Regions from separate parts of the Mus musculus genome. Here region 1 is linked to region 2. The links are chromatin contacts, found by Hi-C in ENCODE. All regions are on one chromosome and are shown on one strand. The core of a region is the stretch at or near the end of the contact, and the rest is flanking DNA. Distances in the headings are between cores, read along the strand shown. Region 1 holds the start of Cdadc1 (cytidine and dCMP deaminase domain containing 1). Region 2 holds the start of Ift88 (intraflagellar transport 88).

Region 1 (4,410 bases), core at 1,713-4,212, 2.2 Mb before region 2:
TTTATGTTTGAACTTTTAGGGAATTTTTGGTTTTTTTCTTTTTTCTTTTTTTTCCTTTTTTTTTTAATTAGGTATTTTCCTCATTTACATTTCCAATGCTATCCCAAAAGTGGGAACTTTGATTTATTTTTTTTTAAAGATGCTTGGAAAAATGGTGTGATCTATTCCCCTAGAAAAGGTACAAAAAACTAGGGATGATTACATTGCATGGCATTATTACATAAGAGCAGGAGAGAGGGCAAGATTAGGAGGACAACAGAGTAGAGTAACTTAGAAATTAAAAGGAAACTTAGGAAGTAAGAGAGTAATAGGCAGAATGCAGATAGAAAGAGGACAAAGAAAAGGCTACAAAGAAAGAGCAGGTAGGCTTCTCTTTACCATGGGGTAGAACAAGTCTTTTATTAATAGCAAGGCAAGCTTAGTCTTACTAAAGAGGACAATGCTTTTTTTTTTCCTTACAGACTTGGGTTTAGCAAAAATATGGTAGAAGCTTTTTCTTTCTCTATGCAATAAAGATTGTGGCTCATTTCTTCATCCAGAATGAGTGAGTTCTTTCTGCATTGATCTTTTGCTTCATATGCATATGTAAGTATAGACGTATGTGTGTAAGTATGTAATTATGAGATAAATATGTAGCTTAGACCAACTGGTTTATATGAAGGTGTATGAGTATGCATGCATAAATTTGTATATGAATGTGTGTGAGTTTATGCATATTTTCTGTGTAAAAGTTTTTCTTCCTGGGAGTGTCTCTCTTCTCCTGGTTCAATAAAAGTTTATTGCTCCAAACCTCCTTCCTGCCTGACAAGCAAGAGGTGGGACTTCTGAGCAAAAGAGAAAAACGCACTAGCAATTACTTTATTACTTGATCCCCTGATGTTAGGCTACAGGTATTAATCACCTAAGATAGCATTTCTTTAACCCTCAGAGTGAACAAGAAAGTGTTTAGGGTTGTTTTGTTTTATTTTCTTTTTAAGAAATTACCAGCAAGCATTCATTATAGTTAGAGAGGTAGATGTCCAGAGACTGTAAGTCTTTAAACCTTCCTCTGAGACCACCAGTCTTTAAGCTACCTCTATGTACAACTCTGTGACCCACTTCAACCTATTCAATGCCAGGCAGACTCCTGGAACTATCATACCAGTATAATTCCTAACTCCTTTCTAAACATTTATCTTAACACTCCCAGGTAAATGCAACTCTTATCTCTCCTCAGCATTATCTATCTATCTATCTATCTATCTATCATCTATCTATCTATCCATCTATCTATCTATCAAGATGGGCATGCTAGCATATGCCTTTAATTCTAAGACTCAGGAGTCTACGCTGTGTGTTCTAGGCCAGCCAGGACTTCACAGTGAGACCCTTTCTTAAAAAGACAAACACACACACACACACACACACACACACACACACACACACACAGAGAGAGAGAGAGAGAGAGAGAGAGAGAGAGAGAGAGAGAGAGAGAGAGAGAGAGAGAGAGAGAATGGAGCAGAGGAGGAGGAAGGTAGTAGCAACAGCAGTTCTCAAAATGTAGAGAACAACTGACCTTGCATATCCAGTCCTGAAGGTTGGATCTAGAACTCAACCCCTACACCTAACGTTCAGGATCATCTCAGAAAGGGGGGAGGGGGATGAAAAGACTGTAAGAGCCAGAGAGGATCAGGAAGCTGTCAGAACATTGTCTTCTAGTTGTTGCAGGAAAGCTCCACCTACAAAATTTCAACAACATGGCTGCCAAAACAAGACCCGAACAATGCCAACACCAGCTAACTTGCCAACATGGGTGAAATCTCCCAGGGGTCCCATATCTAGATGAAGGGTAAATAATAACAGAGGAGAAATTAGTCTTCCCCAAGAATAAGTCCCCTCAACTAGTTATCCAGTACCAAGTGATCAGTCCTAAAAGCATATACATACAAGCACATATATGTAGAGATATATGTGTGTATATATTATATACATATATAATACATGTATATAAACAATAGTGGTTAAAGAAAAACCATGAATTAATTTAAAAATGATCAGGGCCTCGGGGAGGGGGGAGATTTGTAATGATATTATATTTTAAATAAAAATAAAACTATTTTTACAATTTTTGTTCAAATATCCATCTCTGGAGTTAAGGGTTGTAGTGACCCACTCTGGATGTGGGTGTTGGGAACTGAACTCAGACCCACTGGAAGAGTAGGAAGTGTTCTTAACTGCTGGGCCATGTTTCTGACCTCTCCAGGCTTCATTTTACACTTTATATTTTTCACTGGGGGCTGAGGAGATGGTTCATTGTGTACATGCTTTAGATATAAGCTTGAGGAGTTCCTTCTGGATCCCTCAAACCCACATTAAAAAAAAAAAAAGGTCTGAGTAAAGCTGCACCAGCCTGTAGTCACAAGTGTGTAAAGTCTGAGACAGGAGGATGAAGCTCCAGTGTAGCCAACCAGTGAGCTCCAGATCCAAGCAGAGACCCATTCTCAAAACAAACATTTGGAGGGCCATATAGAGGAAGATACCCTCTGTACGGTAAGCGCGCACACGTACGCTCTATTTACAAATTCATTGGGACGGACAACTCAGATTTTTCAGGTTCCGCTGTCTACTTAACTCTTCGATCCTCCCAGTTCTCTTCTCATAGTTTGTGTGAGTTTGGATATGAAGCAGAACCAAATACCCTGGGATCCGCCCACATCTGACGGCTGGGTTCCGATGGCCCTGCTTCCCCCACCTCGCCCACTCCGGTTCTATGTTCGCCTCTCTCTGTTTAAGTCCTCCACCCTGGTCCCCTACTGTCCCGAACCAAGACAACTTCAAGCGTCCTTCTTTCTGCAAAAATCACTGAACACAGCCTGCTACACAGAGTAGCATAACTGATAGATAACCACCACCACCACCTCGGTGCGCCGGACTCTGACGTCACATTAAGCGCCGGAAGCGATGGGGGGGGCATACCGAGACGTCATCTTGCTGCGCAGAACAAGCGGTTGTTGACAGGCCGCAGAGGTGGCCGTAGGCGAGCTTCAAGGAACCTATCATGCCTGACCGGGCAAGCTGTCCTGGGCCGAGGCCTTTGGGCTGGGGATGAAAGAAACGGATCAGATGCAGAGTTTGGAGGGTTCCGGGGCCGAGAGGTCAGTCGGCACGCAGACGGGCAGCATGACGGGTGAGTGCGGTGGCCTTCTCTCCCGCCCTGCCCCTCTCCTGGCGCTCTGCACGCTTGCCCGAGTCTCCCTCCAGCTCCGCATCCTGCCTGTCCTGTGTCTCCGCACAGCCCAGCACCCTCCCTGCTCTATGTCTCCTTCCCGCCCTGCTAGCCTGCTACTCCCCCCCCCCCCCCCACACACACACATACTGCACCTCCCTGACACCCTGCCTGCCCTGTGACTCACAGCGACTCCTGTCTGCCCCGCCGTCCCTGGTCTCCTTGCCAGGCGCGCGTCCCGGACACTGTGCTGTCCAGGCTTCATAGGTCGCGTCCTGTCCTGCACTGGTGGGTGGTTGCACCTAGAGTCAGTATCCCGGAGCTGAAGAGCCTGAAATTGCGCTTTGGCAAATTCACCACCCGTGATACCTCCCTCAAGTTTTGCCTTATGGTTGAAGATCAATCATGTTCCAACCATTGCCCTTTTAGCAATGCCAGGTTCCAGAGGGGTAGGGGTGGGGACCTTGCTCCTCGGCTACATCAGAGAGGAGCCCTTATCCTATTGATTGATTGATTATTTCCAGAGCCTTTGTATCAGTTTTACTATTTTACCTGTGGGGTGAGCTGGAGAAAAAAAAAGCACCCAACTTTGGAAAGTGCCACCCGAGGTCACTGAAAGTGAGGTTGTGGCCACTCTTGCTAAGGAAGCTTTTATTCTCCTGCCTGCCAGACCATCTGCAGCTCACTCGTAGCTTTGAGCTTAGCTCCTCTGCCTTCACTAGTGAAATTCTGAAGTGCTTGCCTTCTCTTTTGTAGGTCAAATACCAAGGCTTTCTAAAGTGAACCTTTTCACCCTGCTCAGTCTCTGGATGGAGCTCTTCCCAGGAGTGGAAGCCCAAGGGCAAAAATCTCAGGTATACCTTATTTCCATAGAGAGTGTTTACCCTTGGAAAAGCAGTAGTCTAAGTCTGGTTTCATTGGCCAACTGTAGTCCTAACAGCCAAATGCAGCAAGAACCTAGGAATGGTGTCATGGCTTTTGTATGCTGTGCCTGTAACCACAGCGAACTAGCTCATATTTCCAGTCTGAAAAGTTATTTCTAGTGTGTGCCATGATTACCAGGTATTAAGGCTTTTCTTTTGGAGACATTTAGCGCCTTAAAAATGTGCATTGTAAAAGTCAGTTTGCTAGTAATACAAAATTTGGAAATCCTTTTAGCTTTATTGTCCATATTTTATCTCATCGTAATTCTGTTATATACATTT
Region 2 (3,955 bases), core at 1,252-3,751:
GATGTTAGCAATCAAGCATGTCAAAGGGAAGCCATAAAGTATTTCCTTTAAGTGTCAACTCAATTTATCACATCCCAAGCACTGGGAAAACAGGACAGCAGAAAATAAATAAATAAATAATAAATAAAAAGTTAGAGCAACAAACCATATTTATATTACTTGCATCTCAATATAGTATTATAAGTACTTTTCTTTTACTCTTACTGTTAATGTCTTACAGTGCCTTGTATAGTTTAAATATTATCATAAGTATGTATATTAAAAAAAAAGTGTACTAAAGGTTGTGTTTAGCCGGGTGTGGTGGGTGGTGGCACACGTCTTTAATCCCAGCACTTGGAAGGCAGAGGCAGGCGGATTTCTGAGTTCGAGGCCAGCCTGGTCTACAAAGTGAGTTCCAGGACAGCCAGGGCTATACAGAGAAACCCGGTCTCAAAAAACAAAACAAAACGAAACAAAACAAAACAAAAGGTTGTGTTTGATGAGGTTTCAAACTTCCCTAGGGGCCTTGGACTATGTCCCTCTCAGATAAGAGGGACATTCTCTGCTAAACCAGTGGCTCAAACCAGAGCACAAGCCAGCAGCTTACAGCTTTTCATTTCAGCCCCTCAGCCACCAGTGCTTCCGATTCAGAAAATCTTATGTGAAGGAGATTCCTTGATCCCTCAGAGAGGAAATGTATTGGGATTTCTTTGCAGGGGAGGGTTGTTTTGTTTCTGAGACAAGGTCTTGTGTAGCCTTGGCTGGCTTTAAACTCAACATGTAGACAAGGCTGACATTGAACTCTTGCTCCCACATCCCAAGCACTGGGATAACAGGTATGAGTTATTCTGCCCAGGCAGGATGTGAATTCCTTGTTGTGGGTATGACAGCTTCTGTGTGTGTGTGTACAGGTGTAAATGTGTGCATGTGGAAACAGAGGTCATCCTCTTTAGGCACTGCCTGCCTTGTTTTTTGAGGTAAGATCTCCCCCTGGGAAGGAGGACCTGGGGCCAGATTCAGCCAAGCTAGCTAACCAGTGAGCAGCACAAATCCTCCTGCCTCCCCCAGCCACCACATTAGGTTAAGTGGGCGCTAGGGATCACTCAGGACCTTAGGCTTCTGCAGCAAACACTTTGCCAACTGAGCATCTCCACAGCCCCAGAATGTTGATCAATAGGTTCCCAAGGGATGGATGCTGAAGCTGCTGCTCCATCGATCACACTTTCAAATCATATACTCAAAAGCTCCCTCCTTACAAACTCTTCTGATCTCACTTTCGTTTATTCATAAGGTATTGAAACAATCAGCTTTTAGAACTAGACCTTTCTTCTGGCTTTTAACCAGATTTACACACACACACACCTGGGAGACAGACCAATAGTGGAATACACAAAATTTTAAAGATGTAGAAAGCAAGGCTAGGAAATAGTAAATGAATTATCCTTTACTAACAACTATGAATGGCTAAGAAATAATACAACTCAGTATTTCTATATTCTCCAAGGTGGTTCAAAAATAATTTGGGATGCTGTCACTTCAATATTGCCAGTGAAACTATTTTACATGGCAAAGTCCTTTTTATATACTTCTACCTTGATACAGTTCACACTCAAAATGCCTATTGTAGTTTCTCCAAAGTTACCAACCAGAGTTGAAGATAAAAAGGAAAAGTGGAATTTTAGGCTTTTGGGAAAACAGTAGTCAGATATCTTTTGTCTGTGCATCCTTAGATTCAACCAACTAGAAACTGAAAACATTTGGGAGAAATTTTTTATCTGAACTGAACATGCACAGGCTCCCCCCCCCCCCCCCCGCCCCCAGCCTCCCGAGCGTGCTTTTCATTATTCCCTGAACAATTAGGCATAACAATTAATTATAGAGCAATAAACAGTCTAAGATAACAAAAATGGGAAAATGGCTTATATACAATACAAATATACCATCGTATATATGTGAAAGAGCACCTGGGAACTTTGGTATCCAGGGAAACTGGGTGTCCTAGAATCAATTCCCAGAAGATATGTTTTTATCTTTATAAGACTGTGATTTATTCATTCTTTTCTGTACTTTTGCTTTTACTCCCGATTACTAGGTAATCAAAGCTTCACCGGATGCAAGTATTAGAAATGTTCGCTGTAACCTACTGTGAAACTCTAAAAGTTTCACTGCTGCCATGGCATCGCCAAGCCGTGTGACATTAGCCCGGGTAGCCGTGCCGGGTGGAGCGGGAAGTCCACCCCCTGAGAGGAGCACCATCCAAGTGTTGGCTACGGAAGCGCAGTCGCCAGGAGCCGGGCTTGGGCGCCGCCAGCCCGCCTGCCCTCGCGACCCCGCCGCCGCTCACGCACGGGGCAGGGAGAGGGCAGCAGGGAGGGTGGCCGCGAGGGGCCGGGCGCTTCTCCTACCTCGCGCCGAGGAGGAGCGGGCTGACCACGAGTGGGCCGAGGGAAGAAGCGACGCCTGATCCTAGGCAGGCCAGAGCGGGACGCCCAGCCGTTGCCAGGCGCGACTCCAAGGAAGCCGCTCCCACAGGCCTCCGCGCCGCGTGGGCGAGGCCGGAAGCTCGTGACCGGAAGTGCAGGGCTGCTGGGACCTGTGGTCCGCCAACAGCGGAGTGATTCTCGAGGCTGGCCCAATGTTTATGGTGGTCCAGGAGATGCTACAGGTGTAGGAGTAATCACAAGAAGGAAACCAAGGTCGAGTGAACCCCGAGGCAGCCATCCCCAAAGCTGGAGACCAGAGCAAGATGGCCCGGATGAATAGAATGTGTCCCAGAGCCACTACGCGGCTTGGGAACCTTGGAAGACTGTTTTCTGTGGAACATTGCGTAGAATTGTACGCGTCGTCCCATAAATTTGTCATATTAATCCTGTCTGGGTTCTCTCTAAATAAATTTAATCTGAAAATTAAAAAGTAAAGGTAATGTAATGCCAGCTATGATGACGCACATCTGCAATGGGAGTAGAGATGACGCTCAGGAGTACAAGACCAGCAGGGGACACCCTGTCTTAAAGACAAAATAATATTTCTTTCCGGAGCAAATGTTGGGCATGTTGACTTGAAGCCCGTTATAAAAAAACTGAAGTTTACTAACCTTTATTGTTCAGTTGTGTCAGAAAGTCATTGAATATGTAACATCCACCTTAGCCTCCCACGGATGGGGGTGGGGACAGATGTAGGGGACAAACTATTAGATTGGTCAGGTTCGGGCTACTTGGTGTGTTTTGAAGACTAAACCTCTTTATCTCTGATCCAGGTGTGTTGTATCAGCATTCAGAAGGTTACCTTGCAAGTGGGGTATATCGTACAGTAACTGACAGTATCTGGCAACTGTGTGTCAATAAGTAGTTGTTACGTTAATTAGTGAACATCATGGGGATATTTTAAGTTACTGCACTTCAATATAGAAAGAAAAAATACTGGAATCACAAGTTACTGCACTTCAAAAAAGAAAGATAAATACTAGAGTCAATCTTTTTCTTTTTCTTTTTTCTTTTTTCTTTTTTTTTTTTTGTTTGTTTGTTTGCTTGTCTTTTGAGACGGGGTTTCTCTGTGTAGCCCTGGATGTCCTGGAGCTCTCTGTACACCAGCCTAGCCTCAAACTCCTTGGTGCTGGGATTAAAGGTGTGTGCCACCATTGTCCAGCACTGAACTTTTTTTTTTTTTAAATGACTGTACATTCAGGGTACCCAGTCCTTGTCTGAGAAGAAGACATTATGTTTTTGTTAAAATAAAGGTTCATCAGGCAACATATTTTCTTATTTGTTCCCACACTAATTATCAAATAAACTGTCAACATATGTAATTAGTTACATATAAAGTGGGATGGGTAGCAGACAAGCCTGAGTCCCATGAAGTGGGTATGGAGTGAAAGAGTTCCATGTGTGAACATGAAGAACACTAAAGGAAAAACAGGTTTGAGGGAGAACACATCAGGTGTCAGATGCCTAAAGAATGTGCAAGAAGAGATACTGAG

Evidence for each region. Hi-C counts contacts between places; a loop is a spot of excess contacts on that map.
Region 1: a map of heart shows a loop between it and region 2 (5-fold over the local background). The contact joins the promoter of Cdadc1 here to the promoter of Ift88 in region 2. A Hi-C loop is called at or near these places in 2 of 37 maps with a recorded cell type or tissue (heart and regulatory T cell).

What each region holds. Positions count from the first base shown.
Region 1 is chr14:59,596,511-59,600,920 of GRCm38, reverse strand. Cdadc1 (cytidine and dCMP deaminase domain containing 1) reads left to right here and starts at 2,962. Exons shown (of 10, transcript NM_027986.3): 1 at 2,962-3,166; 2 at 3,962-4,059. The coding sequence starts at 3,085.
Region 2 is chr14:57,422,617-57,426,571 of GRCm38, reverse strand. It overlaps Ift88 (intraflagellar transport 88), which reads right to left and starts at 2,501. Exons shown (of 26, transcript NM_009376.2): 1 at 2,385-2,501.